Regions from separate parts of the Homo sapiens genome. Here region 1 is linked to region 2. Evidence: chromatin loops called from intact Hi-C (ENCODE). Cell type or tissue: lower leg skin. All regions are shown on one strand.

What was found. A loop is a pair of places that touch in the nucleus more often than their neighbours do. Peaks named below come from ENCODE experiments on the same cell type or tissue, not always from the same donor. Only the 100,000 strongest peaks of a DNase experiment are listed, where the experiment ranks them.
Region 1: a loop joins it to region 2, with 13 times the contacts of the local background. A loop is called at or near these places in 15 of 110 quality-filtered maps.

What each region holds. Positions count from the first base shown.
Region 1 is chr3:64,491,528-64,494,027 of GRCh38, reverse strand. LOC105377123 (a long non-coding RNA gene) reads left to right here. Exons shown (of 8, transcript XR_940913.3): 1 at 1-2,500. Among named protein-coding and RNA genes, the nearest start is that of PRICKLE2-DT, 48 kb to the right of the region's middle. RefSeq lists a silencer at 1,949-2,149. In lower leg skin, no CTCF peak of the experiment used is centred here; no DNase peak of the experiment used is centred here.
Region 2 is chr3:63,350,341-63,352,840 of GRCh38, reverse strand. All of the region lies in intron 2 of SYNPR (synaptoporin), which reads right to left. Among named protein-coding and RNA genes, the nearest start is that of SYNPR, 73 kb to the right of the region's middle. In lower leg skin, a CTCF peak has its summit at 1,508 (motif pointing left); no DNase peak of the experiment used is centred here.

The sequences.
Region 1 (2,500 bases), 1.1 Mb before region 2:
TATATTAGCTCATTTAATCCATGAAGGACAATGTATGATTTTCCTCACTTTATAAAGGAGTAACTTGAGGCACAAAAAGTTTAAATACCTTGTCCAAGGTTCCATAGCACACAGTCTGAGTTGAGATGTGAACACAGAGCCTGAGGTTCAAGTCCTTTTTCTAAACCAGTGATTCTCAAAGGAGACATTGTTGGTTGTCACAGCTGGGGCTGGAGTGCTACTGATATCTAGGGATAGAGGACAGAGATGCTGCTAAATATCCTACAATGCACAAGATAGTCCCCACGACAAGAAATTACCCAGCCCAAAATGTCAGTAGTGCCCAGGTTGAGAAACCCTGTTGCAAATTGCTACATTATATTAATACTACCTACTGAGGGTAGCCGGTAGGCTTCTTAGACAACTGGTTTACCAATACTGGGCGAAGACCAGTTTGAGGGAGACTGAGTTGCTTTCTGGACACATCCAGTTGAGGTCCTTTAAGGCACCTAGGAAGATAGGGCAAGTAAACTGCTGGATGCTCGCTTGGCTTTGTAATTCAGAGAGGTCTGGCACTGCTTGGAGTAGGTTTCTATTCCTGGCAACTGCATACACCAAAATATCTCCTGTATTTTTATAGTGTATTTGTTTGTTTGTTTATACCCCCACCCTCTTCCAGAAAGGATGCAAAGCTGCTTAGGAGGATAAGGAACACGCAAGAGTCTGATGTAAGTTAAAAGTAGGACAAAGGAACACATTCACATAAGGGTGGAGACATAGGATGGAGCCAGCAATGAGGCTAAAAGGAACCCTAATCCCATTCCTGGCAGCTGCAGGGCTCTTCTTACAATCTTACTGGACTCCTTTATCCCAGTCTCTGCTGAGATCTCTGCCTCCTCTCCAGGAGATGAACCCCAATCCTCACCTCTTGGCTGCCCTGCAGCTGAGATGAAAACTGAATGTGCTTACTGTCTTTTAGGTTCCTGGCACCTAGTGGGAGAACAATACATAGTTGTAGAGAGAAACTCCAGGGATGGGGTTGTGAACAAGACCCAAAGCCTCCCCCATAGAGCTTCCTTTTGAATGGGGGAGACAAACCAAAAAGGGGAGCAACCGTTGATATGAGCATTCGTGCTTTGTTTTGCTTATCAGATAATTTAATAGCTAGTTCCAAGGCGTCTTTCATGCTATAAAGAAACAAAAAAGGACCCAAGAAAAAATGATGAGGAGAAGTATGGTGGTTGGGGAAGCCTCTGTGAGAAGGTGATATGCAAGCTGAGACCTAGAAGAGGAGAAGGGACAGAGTTTCATAGAGTCGGGTGAAGGCATTCCAACCAGGAAACAGCGTGGACAGATAGCCCTGGATGGGAAACAACTATGGTCTTTGAGAAACCGGGAAGAGGCCAGCAGGCCTGAAGCAGGATGAGTGAAGAGAGAGGGTGGGAAAACAGCCAGGACCTTGCAGGCATAGGAAAGAGTTTGGGTTTTATTTCAAGTGCAGTAAGGAGCTATGGAAGGACTACGTGGCAGAGATCAACAATTGTCCACAAGTATCCATTCTCCCCTTTGTCCTGATTCATAAAATCCACAAGGTTGAACTGGGCATGTGGCTGCCTGGAATAAGAACAACTTTTCCCAGCCTCTTTTGCAGATGTGGTCATGTGACTTAAGCTCTGGCTGCTAGAATCCAAGCTGGGGTGGTGTATGCAACTTCTGAGTAGTATCTTTGAAAGGGGGATGTGTGTCCCCACTCCTCCTTGCTGCTATGTGGGGTATAGATTAAATGGCTGGAACCCCAGCACCATCTCAGACTCTGAAGTGACCTTGGAAATAAAAGCCAGGATTGGAGATGCCACAATGTAGACAGAGCCTGGATTCCTGACTCCGTTGAACTGCCATAGTCTCAGGTAGCCAGCTGCCAGATGCTTCTGGGAGGGAGGGAAAAGCATCTATCTTGCTGAAGCCACTGTTAGTGTGCATTTTCTGTCACAGCTAAACCTAATTCTAACTGATAAAGGCTTTCAGGAGGAACCACATGATTCCGTTTATCACATCAGAAGCTCCCTTAGGCCCTTGTGAGGAGCAGAAGATTGAAAGGGAGTGAGTACAGAGCAGGGAGATAGGGGCAGAGGCTGCTGCAATCATCCAGGCAAATGAATGAACAAATGAATGAATGAATTGTAACCGGACCCAGGTTCAGTTGCTCTCTGCTTGAAAGCCAAAACTCAAGAAATGAGACTTGGTGGGAGGAAAAACAGGTTTTTCGGGAAGCCAGCAAACGGAGAAAATGGTAGACTACCATCCTAAAATGCCATCTTAAGTCAGCACAAATTTCAGGCTTTTTTTTATGTTAAGGGCAGGGGAAGAAGAGGGAGTTGGGATCAAGATGTGACTGATGACTGCAGACCTCTGGGTGCCAGTGAGGGCCTGAGGAGTTTGGGAACTTCTTTGTCCTTGGTCAGGTCACAATGCTCCTGTAAATCTTTAACAAAACACAGTTGTTTACATACTTTCCCTTTAA
Region 2 (2,500 bases):
GGTTTAACAAAGGGGAGCTCCCCTACACATGCTTTCTTGTCTGCCACCATGCAAGACATCCCTTTGTTCTTCCTTTGTCTTCCCCCGTGATTGTGAAGCCTCTTCAGCCATGTGGAACTGTGAGTCAATTAAACCTCTTTCCTTTATAGATTACCCAGTCTCGGGTATTTATTTATTAGCAGCATGAAATGGACTAATACATAAAGGATTCTCCATTGTTTCTGCAAACCTAGGTGCCTGAAGTATATTTGGGTCTTGTTCATCAATGTCCCCTTTTTTCTATTTGCTTCCCAGTTGCCTTTTAACAAATTCTCTGTTTACATCAGTTAGCTGGAACTGAATTCTGTTGCTTGTAGACATAGAACCTTAACAGATAAATAAGTGTTTTCCCAAGAGGTGATCTGTGGACTACTTGCATCTGAACCATCGAGCTTTATGATACTGATCCACAGTCCTCACTATAGGCCTCTAAATCAGATTTTCCAGCCGAATCTGCCGGTTTGAAAAGCTCCTCAGGAGATTCTTTTATTCACTTCGAGAACTGGGTGAGAGGATTTTCAAGAATCCTTCCCACATTAAAATTCTAAAATTGTACAGGAAAAAAAAAGAACAGCTCCTTGCAAGCCTTCAAGTCTTGATGATCAACTCCTGCTCACCTCTTTGGCCGCATTTCCTATCCCTCTCCCCTCAGTGCACACCACACCCCAGCTTTACTGGCATTCTCTCTGTTTCCACCCCAGGACCTTTGGACTTACTGTCCTCTCAGCCTGGCACTCCCTCCAAGGTCTTCACAGGGCTGGCTTCTTCCTTTCCTTCAGGTCGGCTCCCCAGAGAGCAGGTTTCATATTTTCCATCCCACATTGCCCCACAGCACCCATGCTGCCGATCCTAGCATCTTAGCAGTTCTCACTGTATGAGTCGATTATCATTCATTCTTTAGCAGTTCTCAGTATCTGAGTCAATTATCATTCATTCTTTCACTACTTCTTTTATCTCTCCCCCACTTAGAACTTCTTAAGTTCCAGGACAGGAAGAATGGGCTTTATCTTGTCACCACTCCATCCCCGTTGCCTGGAACTTTACTTGTGACATAGCAGGCAGGTTCTTAGCAAATATTATTCAGTAAATGAAATCTATAAATCTTAGATAATCTTTGAACGTTATCCTACATATGCTATTACTATAAAAGCAGTCTGAGAGTAATAAAACCAAATGTCACATTTACCTTCAGGAATTTGTCATCTCAGATAACATTCCTCAGTGTTATCACCCACTGCTCCCAAATTTGATCTCTATTGCCTGAAAAACTAAAAAGAGCTACTGTTTTAATTTCAATTTCCTTGTCTAAGGAAAACCTGGCCTAAATTTTCTTAAAGCAACAAAGAACCAAGAATCTTTGCTTCTTGGAAACGGGAAAGCGAGCTAGAATGATTCCCTACTAGGGTGCACTCACACTTGATTTGAAAAGCACACGTACCCTCTACTGGAAGTATGCAGTATTGCAACTTGAACTCAAACTGTCAAACACATTAAGCAGGGAATGTCAAATGTCCTGTTACCCCTGAAACTGGATGAAGTAAGCAGAGGAAAAGAGCAACACAACAACAAATAAATGAGCAGTACTTATGGTGCTTATCTGTTCTGAGGGTTAAATCGGCCAAGATCAATTGGGCGGATCACTCAGAATTCTGGCTTCTGAGATGTTCAGTGCATTTCCTCCTGTAAAACCAACGAAGATCAGGGACAACTGTTCACTTTAGGACAGTCTACTACGTAAATAGGACTAACTAGAGAAAAAAAATGCAAGAAAGCATAATGTCTGATAAGGGGCACACAGTCAAGAGAGTGAGGATATGACCTAAATGGAACCCAACTGAGGGTCAGATTCCTCATTGGTAAAACAAGGAAAGGATTTAGAATAAGTAACCATAAAGGAGCTGCACCTTGAACAGAGGTCGAGAAGTCACTAACTGATGGGCTCGGGGGCCAATTCAAGCTATAGACATGATTTGGCCCAACTATTAATTGGGAGGGACAAGGGTTCTCCAGTTTGCTACAGCATGTTTGTCTGTCTCCCCTGCACATACATGTATATTTCTGATTGTGGTGTCCATAGCAAGTGCAAGTGTCATTTCCATTTAGCACACTGCTGATTTTCTAACAGCCAGCCTGCTTTATGCACTCATTTTATTTGCCTGTTCCCTGCAGGCATTTGACTTACACTTTTGCCTAGTCCCTTTGGCTGTTTTGCATAATAGTGCAGTGTCTCTTCTCTTCACTGCAAAGTGCATGTGTGCATATGCACGCACACACACACTACACACACATACACAGGCATACACACACAGCTTTAGCAATATGGCTTTTCTTTCTCCTCCTATCACGATATAGTCTGAAGTCCCACTTGCAAAAAAAATATGAAGAAGACAGAGCTGTTCATCACTTGATCTCAATCCCCAGCACAGGGCTTGTAGCAGGTCCAATGAGAGTGAGATGTTGG